2 separate regions of the Mus musculus genome follow, and region 2 is linked to region 1. A link is a loop called in an ENCODE intact Hi-C map of the cell type or tissue named here. Cell type or tissue: left cerebral cortex. All regions are shown on one strand.

What was found. A loop is a pair of places that touch in the nucleus more often than their neighbours do. Peaks named below come from ENCODE experiments on the same cell type or tissue, not always from the same donor. Only the 100,000 strongest peaks of a DNase experiment are listed, where the experiment ranks them.
Region 2: a loop joins it to region 1, with 5 times the contacts of the local background. A loop is called at or near these places in 2 of 42 quality-filtered maps.

What each region holds. Positions count from the first base shown.
Region 1 is chr11:105,132,619-105,140,618 of GRCm38, forward strand. Mettl2 (methyltransferase like 2) reads left to right here. Exons shown (of 9, transcript NM_172567.3): 7 at 2,720-2,826; 8 at 5,101-5,166; 9 at 6,943-8,000. The coding sequence ends at 7,151. Among named protein-coding and RNA genes, the nearest start is that of Mettl2, 10 kb to the left of the region's middle. In left cerebral cortex, no CTCF peak of the experiment used is centred here; no DNase peak of the experiment used is centred here.
Region 2 is chr11:104,516,834-104,524,833 of GRCm38, forward strand. It overlaps Cdc27 (cell division cycle 27), which reads right to left. Exons shown (of 19, transcript NM_145436.2): 10 at 5,890-5,989; 11 at 4,548-4,755; 12 at 3,831-4,003; 13 at 543-695. Among named protein-coding and RNA genes, the nearest start is that of Cdc27, 30 kb to the right of the region's middle. In left cerebral cortex, a CTCF peak has its summit at 3,481 (motif pointing right); no DNase peak of the experiment used is centred here.

The DNA of each region.
Region 1 (8,000 bases):
TAAAGCTGTAAGTGAAGACCTTGAACTCCAATTATGCCCTAAATACAAAGGGTTTTATTATGTCTAGTAGACATGAAAAGCCAAGAGACTGTTGTATTGATGTCCGCCTTTGTTTGAGCCTTTGACCCTCTGCCTGCTGACTGTGGACTGGTTCCTGCTTTCTTTGTTGGAAGCTAAGTCTGAAAACCCTGGGAAGATATCCACTTAGTCCACTCTCAGCACGTGCTGCTTCAGAGTCAAGATGGCTGTCTCATTACCAACCTTTTAAATGCTTGAAATAAGTCAAGATTCTTAACACCCTAAAATCTATAATGACTGTACTGTGTTTTCTGGTGTTAGGAAAACTGAAATACAGCCTTCCATAAAATCAGGTTGACATAAAGGGAATCCAAAGGCTGGGTGGTAGTAGTGTAAGCCTTTAATCCCAGCACTGGGGAGGCAGAGGCAGGCAATCTCTGAGATGGAGGACAGCCTGGTCTACAGAATGAATGAATCTCAGGACTACACAGAGAAACCCTATCTCAAAAAGACATGGGGAGCAGGGAACAGTTGGATTGCTCTACTGGAGAGCTGGCTCAGAGGTGAAGGGCGCCAGAGGACTGCAGTCTGCTTCCCAGCACCCACACCGTAGTTCACAGCCATCCATAACTCCAGGGTCAAGAGTTTCAACATCCACACTTGGCTTCCATGAGCACTGTATGCACATGATGTGCATGCACATAAATACCAATATATATAAAATAAGAACGCCTTTCTAAGATACAATTTTAAAATTTCATGTAGGGTCAATGAGATGGCTCAGCAGGTAAAGGAATTTCCACCAACATGAGATCAAGCCCAGGGTTGTGTGATGGAAAGAGGGAACTGACTCCCCCACATTCTTCTCTGACTTGTACATGTGATATGTGCACGCACCCCACACACACATCACAGTAACTAATTTAACATATTTTTGTAAGTTCATGTGCAGGCATCTGGTGATAGGGTTTAGTATGTGTTTAGCTTGAGTTCCTAAGGGTGTGCCTCAGAGGTCAATGTGCTTCACACGTACAGGTCCCTGGGTTCAATCCCTAAACCAAGAAAGAGAAGGAAGGATAGAAGTATGCCCTGGGGTCTCAGTGATGCAGGAGGCTGAGGCAGGAGTTAGCCCTGGAGTTCAGGGGCAACCTAGGCAACGAAGCCAAAGCCCAGCTCCAAAAACAAAACGCCTGTGTTAATCAGACTGCTGCAATCCTGTGAAACTGCTCACTTGGAAGTAGAGTCAGTTGTGAGAGCCTTTGACACAGCCTACTGAGCTAGCCATCTTCCTCTAGATTAGCAGTAACGTCTCTGGCCCAGTAGTATATGAGGCTTTGAAACATTTTGTGTAGACTGTATTCTTCAGGTGCTGTAAGTACCTAATCCTGTGTCAGACTTTTGGAGAGTGCTACATGAGCATTTACTTAGAAAGAGAAAAGGTTATTTTGGCTTGTTTTGTTTTGAAACACTGCTTTTAGGCCTTCAGCAAGGGGGCATATCACGACAGAGCAAAACCTCTCATTCCACAGTCAGAGTAAAAAGAGAGGAAGGGGAAGGGGACGGAATCTCCCTGTTCCTTACCAGGGCACCCACACATGCTTCCCAGTGACCTAAAGGTCCGGACCTTTGAGTTTCTACCACCCTCTAGTAGCTCAAAGAAGAGCCATGCTTTTAACATGTGGCCTCTGGGGAAAAGCAGGGGACAGGTGGGAAGCCCCCTGGCAGTGCTCACCTGCCTGCTGCATGCAGCACCATGTAAGCTGGGGCTTTTTATGTGTACAGTTTTTTAGATTGTTTTTCTTTTTGGTTTTTAGACCTGAGCTGGCCTCTGACTCAAAGTCCTCCTGCCTCAACCCCCCTGTAACTGTGAGCTTTCTCACCCACACATAAATTCCCCAAAATAATGACCCTAGACTTCTATATATGAATAAATGCTGAGGCCCATAGCTTTGGCTCTGTTCCCTGACTGGCCCGTATCTTAATTACCCATTTATTTTATTCTGTATTCTGTTACCTGGCTGGTTACTTGGTCCTCAGTTTCTCATGACTGTCTTTTTCTCTGTCACGGAGCAAATCTTCCTCATGCCTGTCTCTGTCCTATAAATTCAGTCTCTTTGTGCCAGATTCCCAAATTCTAATCCTTCCTAACCCTTCCCCAGCTCAGTGGCCAAAGGTTTTTTTCCTAACAGGTGGAACTTGCGTACATTGCACAAAAGATTCCTCTGCACCTTCTGAGTGCTGAGATTGCAGGCTCGTGCCATCACACCTGCAGCGTTATCTTCACAGTTGAAGGAGTTTGGGTGTGATCGATGTGTGGGTGCCCTGGAAGGGGACAGTGGCCTTCCTCTTCCTTTCTGTTTACCCTGATCATGGAATGAGAGGTTTTGCTCTGGCCGTGATGAAGACCTAAACACCAACTTCTCTCCAAAACACAAGCCAAAATAAGACAAGTCATGAGTATGGCCATACATACACTATATGTTCAGGGCTCTTAGAGAGCTACAGGAACCTGTTGCAAGGGTGGCGATCACAGGACCAGCAGGAAGTGAGTCAGGTTTAATACTTGGAATGTCCACCACCAGGTAGGACATCAGGGCTGGCTTTTAGTGTCAGAGTTAGGAAGTCTGTTGTCCGGGGGTTTGCTATAGGAGGGGACGCCATCCCTAAGGAGACTTACACTTCATTCCCTGCTGCCCTCCAGGATGCAGAAAGCGATCAGCAAGCTAAGCCGACTCCTGAAGCCTGGAGGGGTGATGCTTCTTCGAGACTATGGCCGCTATGACATGGCTCAACTTCGGTTTAAGAAAGGTATGTGAGGGTCTGGAGAGATGAGTCAGGGCTACGAGTCCTGGCTGTCCTTGGGGAGAACCCAGATTCAGTTTCCAGCATGCACATGAGGTCTTAGCCGTCGGTGACTCCAGTTCTAGGGGACCTGGTGCCCTCTTCTGACCTAAACAGACACTGGGCGTGCATGAGGTACAGATACATACATGTAAGCAAAATACAAAAAAAAATTAAAAATATATAAAGATGTGGCCAGGCAAAGTAGCATATGACTTTTTTATCAGCACTCGGAGGCAGAGGCTGAGCTCTGTGAGTTCAAGCCTGGTGGTTTACATAGTAAATTCCAGGTCAACTGGGAGTTTAGCTCAGAGTGGCACACTTCCAAGCATGTGCAGTGCTCTCAGCACTAAAGTCAAGTCAGATGGCAGGGTGAGAAGACATCTTCGGTGTTCACAGCAGGTGAAGTCTTTCTTGATGTTTGTGTTTATCATAGTGCTGTCAGGAACTTGATAAAGAGAAGATCCAGGACCCACCCAAAAAAGCAGCTCAATTTAAATGACCCACAAACACATGTTCATCATTCCTCTCAGCCCCGTTGCCGCCGCTTCAAGCAAGGAGCCACGCGCCTCTGCTTAAGATAAAAAGACAGTTGCCTCTGGCCTTTCTTTTTTTTGTTTTTCGAGACAGGGTTTCTCTGTGTAGTCCTGGCTGTCCTGGTACTCACTCTGTAGACCAGGCTGGCCTCGAACTCAGGAATCCACCTCTGCCTCCCGGGTGCTGGGATTAAAGGCGTGCGCCACCATGCCCGGCTTTTCTCTGGCCTTTCTTAAGCACTCTCATTTTTTTTTAGTTTATCCATCTTGGAAGAAACTCTGCCAGCATAAAGTAGGTATAAACAAAACCTTAGAAGCTAGGATTGCCACACAGTTTGTTCTGGAGAGTTTCTGCTCTGTGTTACTAGGTGAAAAAACCCATGTGTGGATGGATGATCATTTTAAGCCTGGTCGCTTGGATAAAAGTTCACTGGGAAGAAATGCATGTTGTTCCATGTGAACTGTTAGGAACACGTGGGGAAGTTTCACAGGAAAACTGAGTTCTCATGGTGTGTGCTTGGGGACTCGAGCAGCAGCATGGGCCAGTTTAGTTAAGAGTCAGTTTCACTGATCTTGTTTTTCTTTTAACGGAATTTGTAGGCTGAGCGGGTGGTGGTGCCTGGGACTCAGCTCGGATCACGTGTATTATTACATACTGACATTGGCTTTCCCGTGGTGCTGCTCCCTGCTGTTCCTTTGTAGGAAGTTGTGAGTTCCTTTGAAGAATCGCATGTCACCCAAATGAACATCTGATTTTTTTTTTTTGAATTCCCGTTGTTGAGGGGAAAGTGCTTGGTGCAGGTGTACACGGAGAGGTGAGATAGAGTCCCACTCGGTGTCATCGTGCCCTGACACTCTATGCCAGCCCTCCTTGCCTGAGCCTCCTCTACTGGGATTAGAAGTGTGAGCCCCCACAGGTAGCCTGTTGCACATTTGTTAAATGATGGAATTCAAAGTACTTTAAGGATTGGAGAGAAGTCTTAGCAGTTAAGAGCATTTTCTGCTCTAGCATAGGACCTGGGTCCAATTCCAAGCACCCACACTAGACAGCTCACAACTTCCCATAACCCACAATTCCAGGGAATGTGACATCCCAGGACTCCGTGAGCCCTGTGGTTCACATAACTCTCTCAGGCACAAGCTTATACACAGAAGCTTAAAAAATAACAAACCCTTTTTATTGTTGTTGTTGTTTGGTGTCTTAATTAGGGTTTTACTGCTGTGAACAGACACCATGACCAAGGCAAGTCTTATAAGGACAGCCCTTAATTGGAGCTGGCTTACAGGTTCAGAGGTTCAGTACAGTATCATCAAGGCAGGAAGCATGGCAGCATCCAGGCAGGCATGGTGCAGGAGGAGCTGAGAGTTCTACATCTTCATCTTTAAGCTGCTAAAAGACTGGCTTCCAGGCAGCTAGGATAAGGGTCTTAAAGCCCACGCCCACAGTGACACACCCACCTCAAAAAGGCCACACCTCCTAATAGTGCCACACCCTGGGCCAAGCATATACAAACCATCACATTTGATTTAGTTTTTCAAGATGCATTTTTTCTAGAACTCTGTCTGTAGACCAGGCTAGTCTAGAATTCACAGAGATCTGCTTGCCCTGAGTACTGGGATTAAAGGCGTGCACCACCACCACTGCCTGCCATCCATTTTGTTTTTCAAATGTATTAACATATCTGGTTTTGTCGTGTAACTGCAGGTCAGTGTCTATCTGGAAACTTCTATGTGAGAGGTGATGGCACCAGAGTTTACTTCTTCACACAAGGTATGAAAATGGTGATGTATTAGTGCTAAAGGCAGTGTCTACAGGTCAGGTAAATAGTTACCTGCCCTTAAGTCACCTGTCCCTCCAGCCTTTCTCCTCTCATACTGCCCTGAGCTGTCACTTGAGACAACTCTGGCTCATGCTTGTTGTAAATGATATTTGATAACTGTATAAGCTCTTAATATGAACCGTCACTCCCCACCCCACCCCCAGTTAATCAAGACATAGTCCTATGGATTTATTTAATCAGATTAGACAATTCATAATTACTGGACAGTTGCCCCAATCTGTTTTTCTATATGCCAGACTGGCTCATTTGCAGCTAGCCTCCCTAGGTTACTTGTTTGGAGCCTTGGCTGCCATTGTTCCATCAGCCTGTCTTCTGGATGCACTTCTGTCCGCATGATCGTGGTCCATCTCCTCTCTACTCCTCCTCTTCCTCCTCCTCCTCCTTCTCCTTCTCCTCCTCCTCTCTCTCCCTGCCCCCACCCCATCCCCCAGTTCTTGTCCCTGAACCTGCCTCTGTCTCTGTCTCTCTGCCACACTACCTGAAACCACCCAGCCCTGTAGTTGAAGGCCTTCCTACCTCTGTTCTCCCCAGTAATTGGCTGTAGCCACTTTTGTTTAACCAATAGCTTTAAATTGGAGAGCGGGGGGGGGGGGGGGGGGCGGGTGAGGGTGAGGGTGTATGTATACAATGTCATTTGGTGTACGTGAGGATGTGCTCTGCTCTAAATCAGCTGCTTTTCCTCTCACTTCTGTCTCTTTGTCCAAAGTGGGAACTTGCCCTTTTGGCAAGTCTCAGCCTCCAGCCTCGTCTGATTTGCCCTTTGCAGCAGCCTGTGCTTCAGGTGCAGCTGTGTCCAGGTGAGGCGCGACCTGGACCATCTCTGCCATCAGCCCTGTCCACAGGCTCCTTCCACCAGTGCTTTAAGAGAACTGGTGGGCCCTTTATTGAGTCATATACTTAAGACGTTGTCTATGTAGCATTGAAAGTTGTCCTGTGGGCTGGTGAGATGGCTCATCAGTTAAGAGCACCGATTGCTCTCCCGAAGGTTCTGAGTTCAAATCCCATCAACCACATGGTGGCTCACAACCACCTGTAATAAGATCTGATGCCCTCTTCTGGGGTGTCTGAAGACAGCTACAGTGTACTTACAGATAATAAATAAATAAATCTTAAAAAAAAAAAACAAAGAAAGTTGTCCTGTAAGACATTGTGTTGACATACTCATCTGTCGGCTTGGGAGAATAGTTTTTGGTTTGGGAATTATTGCTTTGTTTGAAGCCAAGTCTCTCTGTGTAGCCCAAGCCAGCCATGAACCCTATCCCTATCCTGCTATCCCTTGCCAACTGCTAGTGTTATATATAGGCTTCCCTTCACCCTTATTGTGTCGTTTGTTTGTTTGTTTGTTTGTTTGTTTGATTGATTGATTGATTGATTGATTGATTGATTTTGGGGGTGGTATGTGAATTTCTATCTTCTGGTTTTTTGGTTGGTTGGTAGGTTTGTTTTGATATTTTGGTGCCCAAACCTGGACCTGTCATTGTCAAACTGTCACTACATCAGTATTCAATGCTAATAGGCCTCTTAAAAAGCACAGTGACTTAGGAGGCAGAGGCAGGTGGATTTCTGAATTTGAGGCTACCACAGAGAAACCCTGTCTCGAAAAAAAAAAAAGGCACAGTGTCGAGGCTCCACTTCACATGGAGAGTCGCTAGCAGAGCACCCTCTCTCCAGAGCAGCCTCTGTAACGCTGGCTCTTTTCACACCAGGTGAGCTGGATACGCTCTTCACCGCTGCTGGCCTGGAGAAGGTGCAGAACCTGGTGGATCGCCGCTTGCAGGTGAATCGAGGGAAACAGCTGACCATGTACCGCGTCTGGATTCAGTGCAAATACAGCAAGCCTCTAGCACTCCGCTCCAGCCAACATGTGCCCATTCCCCACGCCACAGAAAGTTCTTCACATTCGGGGCTTTTGTAAGAAGACATCTGTAGACAGCGGCTTGTTGATGATGGACAGTCTGGGGATTCAAGGAGCTCTAACTTTGAGCCTAAGAACAACTACTTTCCGGTTTTTAGCCAGGTGCAATGACACATGCCTTTAAACCCAGCACTCAGGAGGCAGAGGCAGACAGATCTCTGAGTTTGATGACAGCCAGTGATACACAGAGAAATCCTGTCTCCAAAAGCAAACCAAAAAAGTGTGGTTTTATTTCTAAAGCCCATTAATGCGTATTTTCTGGAGTTCGTTTTATTAATATCATTGGTCGAGGCAATGCCCTGGTGAATGTGGGGAGTTCAAAGGGCAACTTGCAGGAGTCAGTTCTCTCCTACAGGCTGGTCCTAGAATTCAGACTCAGGCTTGACAGCAAACACCTTGAGCTTTTTGACTGCCCTCAAATTTTTTAATGACTAGAGTTTTATATAAAACTCATTCTGTGACCAAAAATGACCTTGAAGTTTAGATCCTCTTGCCATCATATTGCAAGATGATGATGGTCCACACCTTTAATCCTAGCACTCAGAAGCCAGAGACAGGCGATCTCTGAGTTCAGGGCCTGCCTAGTCTACAGAGTGAGTTCCAGGACACCCAGGGCTACACAGACAAAAAAAGAAAAATAAGAAAGGAAAAAGAATGCTAACACATTTGAGAGTTAAGAATTTAAAATCCAAGCCTGGCCAAGTGTGGTGGCTCACAGCAGAAATCCCTGCGGGTAAAAAGCTGAGTTAGGCCGGGCGTGGTAGCGCACGCCTTTGATCCCAGCACTCAGGAGGCAGAGGCAGGCAGATTTCTGAGTTCGAGGCCAGCCTGGTCTACAAAGTGAGTTCC
Region 2 (8,000 bases), 620 kb before region 1:
ACATAATTTAAGGAAAAAAATGGATGGCCAAATGTTATCCCTTAAAATCCAAATATACTCACTATGGCATATATGTGCTCCCTCACACAGAATCTGTTTTGTTTTTTCTGAAGATCAAGTGTCCCGTTTTGTTGTCTGGACAGGCCTTCCAAGAACTGAGGTTACAATCATGAATCACCAAGCATGACTTTTTTGCATGTGTGAGGTGAGTCTTCTCTGAGACAATCTCATGAAGCCCAGAGTTAGTATCAAATTTGCTGTGCAGTAAAGAGTAACTGAACTCTTGTGTAATTGTATCTTATGACGCTTTGTGAAAATGACAAAATTACCTAACAACACACTTGTCAGAATATATCATTAAGTGATACAGGACTAGATTTGTTCTGATGATCAAAAGCTATGCTGGGGTCAAGGATGTTAACTCAGAGTTAAGGATTATGTGCCTAGCATACCCTTAGTACTGGGTTCCAGACCAGCACTGCACCCAAAAATTAAACAAGTAAAAGCTAAATGACTATATAAACAAATTACTGGTAGCATACCTCTGGTGAATTCTTATCCATGTCTGTTAAATCTTTTGAAAGAACTGAAAGAGCAACGTCTTTCTGAAGATGCCAGAGTGTTGTAGAGTAGATCTCCATTCCTTCAACTCTGAAACTCTCAATCCTTCTAACCTCTGAGAATATTCTTTCAGCCTAAAATTAAAGCACAAGTAAGTGAAAGTGTCCGTACAGGCTGGTGCAGTGCCGCTACTGTCTTCCCAGGACTGAATGTCTGCTATAATTATGAGAGTGAGAAACAAGAGAAATCGTTGTGAGATTTCAAATACGGAGGCAATCATACTTCAGTTAGCCTAGGTCCTGCATTTTAACTAGGTTTAAAGACATAAAGCCTGGGGCTGGAGAGATGGCTTAGTGGTTAAGAGCACTGACTGCTCTCCCAAAGGTCTTGAGTTCAATTCCCAGCAACCACATGGTGGCTCACAACCATCTGTAATGTGATCTGATGCCCTCTTCTTGTGTGTCTGAAGAGAGTGACAGTGTACTCGTTCGTATACATGAAATAAATAATTCTTTAAAAAACAAACAAACAAAAAAAAGGCATGAAGCCTGAAAAGAAATTTCTATTTAAAAAAAAAAAAGACAAAGATGGGGATGGAGCAACCGGATAAAGAATACTGGCTGCCTTGTAGAGGACCTGGCATTGGTTGGCAGCTTATAACTACCTAGAACTGCAGTTCCAGGGAATCCAATGTCCTCTCTGGTATCAGGTGCATGTGTGGTACACATACATACATGCAAACACTTACATAAGGTATAATTGTGAAAAGAGAGAGAGAGAGAGGGAGGGAGGGACAAGGGGAGGGGGAGGGAGAGAAAGAAAGAAAGAAAATGAAATTACTCAAAAGCTTAGCTGAAACTTTTAGAGGCTAAAAAGGTGAATGGCTGCCAACTGTATGGCACACTGAATAATGAACAGCACCAAGCACCATGCTGCTGGATGGACAGTACCCACTAACCCTTTCTATGCCTCCCCCCCCAGGTCACTTTTTTCTCTCTGAAAATATTTACAGTTTCTAGAACTGTGTTTCTTATAAACTCTATAAAAACTTCACATTTTTGTGTCACCTAGTTTTGACACCTTAGTAAGTTCAAAATGTTCAAAGTTGTAGTTCAGAATAAGGAATGTTTGGGTTGTATTTAATGAAGATGACAGAAACTAAGGGAAGAACTGTTATTTGCTTTTATGTATGTGGGTACCTGAGAGGCCAGAAGAGCCCATCAAAGCCCTGGAGATTGAGTTACAGACTACCGTGACCCAACTGGGTGCTGACAACGGGACCTCAAGTACAGCAAGTGCTGTTAGCTGCTGAGTTACCTCCAGCCCCGGGAAAGGACATTTACAAAGCCCCAAACACAGTGATCTGCCATGTAGAATCAGTCCGCTGTTTTATAAGCCCCTCAAATCTCTTTAAAAGTTGTGAGTGCTTCTAAAAGAAATAGGTTATATAACAAAGAAATTAGAGACACAAATACCTTTTGGCTTCAAAAATTTCAGAAGCTATAAAATCAATTATCAGCTAGGACTGAATTCAAAGTAACAGGCCTAGCAAGCTAAGGCCAGCCTGGGCCATGTAGTGAACTCAAGGTGGGCCAGGACTACATAGCAGGAACTTGTTTCCAGGATAAAATAAAAAGCCTGGTGGTGGCAACACGTGTGTTTAGTCCCAGCACTTGGGAGGCAGAGGCAGAGGCAGGGGGATCTTTGAGTATAAGGCCACCTAAGGTTAAACAGAAAAACCTTTCTCAATCCCCCCACCAAACACAAATAAAACAAAAACCCTAAAACCCCCCCAAAAAACCAAACTAAACTCCACAAGTGATTATGACCTATGAGAACAAAAAAGAAACCAATGAATTAAGTTGAATGACTGATGATAGAGCTCCCTCTCAGTTGGAAAGGTTGGCTTAGAATGTATGGAGCCCTGGATTCAACTCCTCCACGGGTTCATAAATCAGGGATGGTAGCAGACACCTGTAATCCCACAATCTAAGAGGGAAGGGAAGAGAATCAGGAGTTTGAGTAATCCTGTCTTAGAGTTCAAGGACAGCCTGCCTGCATGAGACCCTATCTCAAAAACAAAACCATCCAGGTATGGTGGTGTATGCCTTTAATCCCAGCATTAGGGAGATGAGCCTGGTCTATATAGCAGGTTCCAGGCCAGCCAGAGCTACCAGGTGAAAAGAAAAAATAAAGAACCTTGTTATTAGGACATTGTATCTTCAATATATTCCTCTTCATAGCCTTAAGTTTATAAAGCACACTAAATTCAGATCAGCGCATAATTCTTTTTTTTTTTAAGATTTATTTATTTATTATATGTGAGTACACTGTGGCTGTCTTCAGACACTCCGGAAGAGGGTGTCAGATCTCGTTACAGATGGTTGTGAGCCACCATGTGGTTGCTGGGATTTGAACTCAGGACCTTCGGAAGAGCAGTCGGTGCTCTTAACCACTGAGCCATCTCACCAGCCCGCAGTGTATAATTCTGTACACAACTGTAGAAAGAATTTGTATTAACTTGATCCTCTAAAATCCTTTTCAAGAAAGCCTACTAAGTTTAAATTATCTCAATATAAGAAATAATTTTATTTATAACTCTGAAAGAAAAAATAGAACCTCAACTGAGGAAACACCTCCGGAAGATCCTCTGAATGTCTGAATGGCATTTTCATAATTAGTGATCGATAGGGGAGAGCCCAGCCCATTGTGAGCAGTACCATCCGTGAGTTGGTAGTCCTGGGTTCTGTAAGAAAACAGGCTGAGCACGAGGATCAAGCCAGTAAGCAGCATCCCTCCTCCGCATCAGCTCCTGCCTCCAGGTTCCTGCCTTATCTGAGTTCCTGATCACTGCTTTTATTTATTTATTTTTTTAAGATTTACTTATTTTATGTATATAAGTACACTCTTGCTGTCTTCAGACACACCAGAAGAGGGCATCGGTGCATGAGTGCTGGGAATTGAACTCAGGACCTCTAGAAGAGCAGCCAGTGCTCTTAACCGCTGAGCTGAGCCATCTCTCCAGGACTCTCACTACTTTTGATGATGAATTGTGAGCAACATAAAGCCTTTCTTTCCTCCCCAGCTTGCTTCTGGTTGTGGTGTTTCACCACAGCAATAGTAATCCTAACTAAGACAATTATACATACTAGGAAAATAATTATATAAACATTATATAATAAATTAGTAAATATTAGCCTTTATGATCCAGCCTTAAGCATGAAAGTTAAATTAATTCTAGAAGGATATATGTATCTTTGTATACTTACCTGCATGTATTCTGAAAGTTCAAAATAAGCCCGTCCAATCTGGCATAGGACCCAACCAGTACTGTAGTGATGAGAAGGTAGATGGCTCAAAATATTGATAGCTTCTTTGCAGTTGTATGAACACAAAGCTAAATAACCTTTTCCCATTTCACGAAGAAGGCTCATCAAACCTTCTAGGAGAAAACAACATGATAAACAAAGGAGAAATACATACAAGTTTGGTTTTCTAAAACTGCTAACTACAAATTATTCCTTTTTAAAAAATTCCAGTATTTGGGCTGACAAGATTGCTTTGTAGTTAGAGGTTCTTGCCTGAAGACCTGCGCTTGATCCCTGAGATCCCACATAATGTTCATACACATGCTCACTCTTTCTCTCCAAATGAAATAAAATAAAATGTAATTAAGTTAAAAAATTTATTTAAGGGGGCTCAGTTGTTAAAAGCATTTTTTGTCCAGTTCCCAGTATTACATGGCAGCTCACAACCATCTACAATTCCTGTTCCATGGGATTCATGCTCTACTTGGACTTCTTTGAGGATAAGCATATCCATAGAAATAGGTAAAAGACAAATTTTAAAACATAAAAATATCCATTAAAACAATTTTTAATGCCAGTATTAATCTAAAAACAATAAAGGCATGAAGAAACGTAATCAAAGAAAGTATAAAATAAAAGTAGAAACACAGGAAGTACAGTAAGCATTTACAAACAGACCTGCTGCTGCCTTTTGTAGGTTAAATGCCTGGATCTGAGGTGTGACTGTGGTTATTTTCCCTTCTGAAATGATAGAGGAGTCCAGTTTTGTAATTTCCAGACTATCGTTTATGCTGGGCTGAGTTAGTCCTCCTTTATTAGTTTTACTTTTTGTTTTTCTGTTAGGGATTTTAGGTGGAAACTTCATTTTTAACTTTTTGCTATTCTCCTGTAAAAAGGAATAAAATTCCACGCTTATCATACTCGTTCTTCTAGATGTCTCCATTAACATTTCCTACAAGTACTACACAGAAAAGAAATGCATAGTCCTCATTAGTCTTTTTGTTTTTCTCATCAGAAATTTTATAAAAACAAGTCTTCAAAACCAATTTTTTTGCTTATTTTTTGTTTTGAGACAGGGTCTTACTTTTTGGCCTGGAACTTGAAGCAATCTTGCTTTACCCTCCCAAATCTTGGAATTACAGGAATGAACCAGCATGCCAAGAGTCACTGCATTGCCCAACTAATAGTGACTGAGGTCAGTCTGTACTAAGGGCAGATCTTTTCTGAAAGTGTATCACATTCTCATTTATTACTTAAAAATAAGACAACGCAATACTAATTATATCAAAGCACTACCATCACATTATATCAAAGCACAAAATCACTCAAAGGTAACTAATTATTCATGTCAGTCAGCAGATCAAGACAAAAAAGGTCCCCCCTCACATCTTTGCTTTTTAACTTTAAAAACATTATTCTAGAAAGATAGTAACAAGACCAAATGCCCACTCATTCTTTCCTCAGTGATAAGATATAAAGCACAAACCCCATAGACATTTCCCAGTTTTAAATGAATTCTTTTGCATGTGTATATATGAGCTATGTAATTTACCAAAGGCATTTGTGCAACCAACCATAACAGTTATGAGACAGAATTATTCTTCTAGAACTAAGAAATCCTTTTGTACTACATTTAAATTGTTGCATCTTTCCTCCAGTCTACTTCCTGAAAAAAGCCACTAACATTTTTAATCATTTTAAATGATTTGGTCATTTCAAGACTGACCTATTTACCAATGACCAAGGAGAATCACAAAAATTATAGCTAGGTTCTCCAAATAAATTATTTAGTTCAGCGTGGTGGTGCATCCCTGTAATCCCAGAACCCCAGAAGGTAAGGAAGGCAGGAAGATGGCAATGTTCAGACCAGCATGATGTATATAATGAGCTCTCTAAAAAAATTAAAACAAAACCCTTTATTTATTTGAGATGAAGTTATGAATGAATAGAAATTTCAAAAAAAAAAAAAAAAAGAAATTTCAGCATAGGAAGTTTTAAATAAATAGGCAGAAATCTTTACCTTGGTTGTAGAACTGTCACTAGTGAAAAGGCGGGAACTTCTCCGAGGCAATGCGTTTGGGGGAGATGTGATAGTGGGGCTCAATACCTGAGGTGTTGTACTAAAAAAACAAAAACTTTTTTTTAACATTTGGCTTATGACCATTGCCTATTTTCTTAATTCTGCTTTACTGAAATATGCATTCATCATAAATACTCTAAAACTGGTCTTTTGGTTAGTTTCTTTGGGTCTCTATGAAGACTTAGGATTTAAAACCTTTCCAGGCTAGAGGGACAAGTTGCCTGGGTAAGAGGACTTGATGCTCTCCCAGAGGGCTCAAGCTTTGTTCCTAGTGTCCATGTTAGGTGGCTCATAACGGCCACTAAGTCTAGTTCCAGGCGATGCTGCTATCTTTTTTGGTCTGAGTGTACTTGCAAGTACTAGCATGAACATCACACACACACACCCACCCACCACAATAACAACATATATAGGCAATTGTCTAGAGCACACGTTGGCAACTACAAAATGTTAAATAAAAAAGTTGGACATGAATCACTTAAATGTGGTACCTGTCAATAAACAATAAATATTACAAAACTAAACAAAATTACTAGAATAAACAAATTCAATTATAAACTAATAATTAAAGGTTTATTCTACTTAGACGATACCATGATCATTACTTGCGCACAAATTTACTTGAAATGCAAACCATAAGAATTCTACTTTAAAATTTTATTTTCATGGCTATGAATGTTTTGCCTACATGAGTGTACCACAAGCAAGCCTAGTGCCTATAGAAGCCAGAAAAGAGCACTGTATCCCCTGGAATTACAGATACAGTTACAGGCTATGGTGAACCACCATGTGGGTGCTGGAAACTGAATGGCGGTCCTCTACAAGAGCAGAAAGTCCTCTAAACTGCTAAGCCATTGGTCTGTCCCAAATGTAACTTTTTTTTTTTTTAAATAAAAGGTCTTACTATATATCCCTTTTTGGCCTGGAGTTCTCTATGTTCTAATATGACCTTGAACCCAAAAATCTGTCTGTCTCTGTCTCCTGAGTGCTGGAATTAAAGGTGCATGCCACCACGCTTAGCTAAGAGTTAATTCCATTTTTAAGATTTGGTTTATTTAATCTAGTGACAGGATCTAACTATGTAACTCTGGCTGTCCTGGAACTCATTATATAGTGCAAGCTGTCCGTGAACTCAGAGATTTGCTTGCGACTGTCTACCAAGTGCTGAGATTAAAGGTGTGTACTTCTACACCAAGATTTATTTTATTTTATGAATATGTACAAGTGCCTCCATATATATATGTGCACCACAGGTAGCTAGAAGAGGGCATCAGTCCTTAAAACTGCAGTTACAGGCAGTTGTAAGTCACCCAAAGTGGGTGCTGGGAAGTGAAGCCAGGTCCTTTGCAAGAATAGCAAGTGTTAACCACTGGGCCATCTCTCCAGCACCAAGAATTCTATTCTTAGAATGCAATTCAACTTAGTTGGGCGTGGTAGTAATAATGCCTGCAATCCCTATACCAAGGGAAGTCGAGACAGACAGATGGTTCTCAAGTCATGGACAATCTAAAATAAATACCTTGTCTCAAAAACAGAATAGAACAAACAGAAAACATAGTAAATTTAAACCTTAAAATGATCTAATTAAGACTTGGGTAAGGGGTATTACGAGACCCTGTTTCAAACAGAAAACAAGAAGAGTCAGCAATGAATGGGTCTGAGATGGCAGGGTGCCTCCTCAGTATTCACAAAGCTCTAGATTTGAACTCTAGGTTTGAACTTGGTTATGTTGCACTGATTGTAATCCCAGCTCTTTGGAGGTGGAGGCAGGTGGATTAGTAGTTTAAGGTCATTCTCAAGATACATAGCAAGTTTGCAGCCATCCTAGGATACATGATACCCTATATAAAAGGGGGACGGCAGGAAGCTCATAGACTAAATTCTTCATAAAGAATGGGTAATTCTACTAGTTATCCATCTTGGTTTCTGAACACTTGGCAAAGCAACCTCAGAGACAAAGAATTTTATTTTAGGTCACAAGTAGATTATGGTGGGGTTAGGAGATGTCATAGCAGCATAAGCTCTAGAACGCTAGCCACTTGGCATTCATA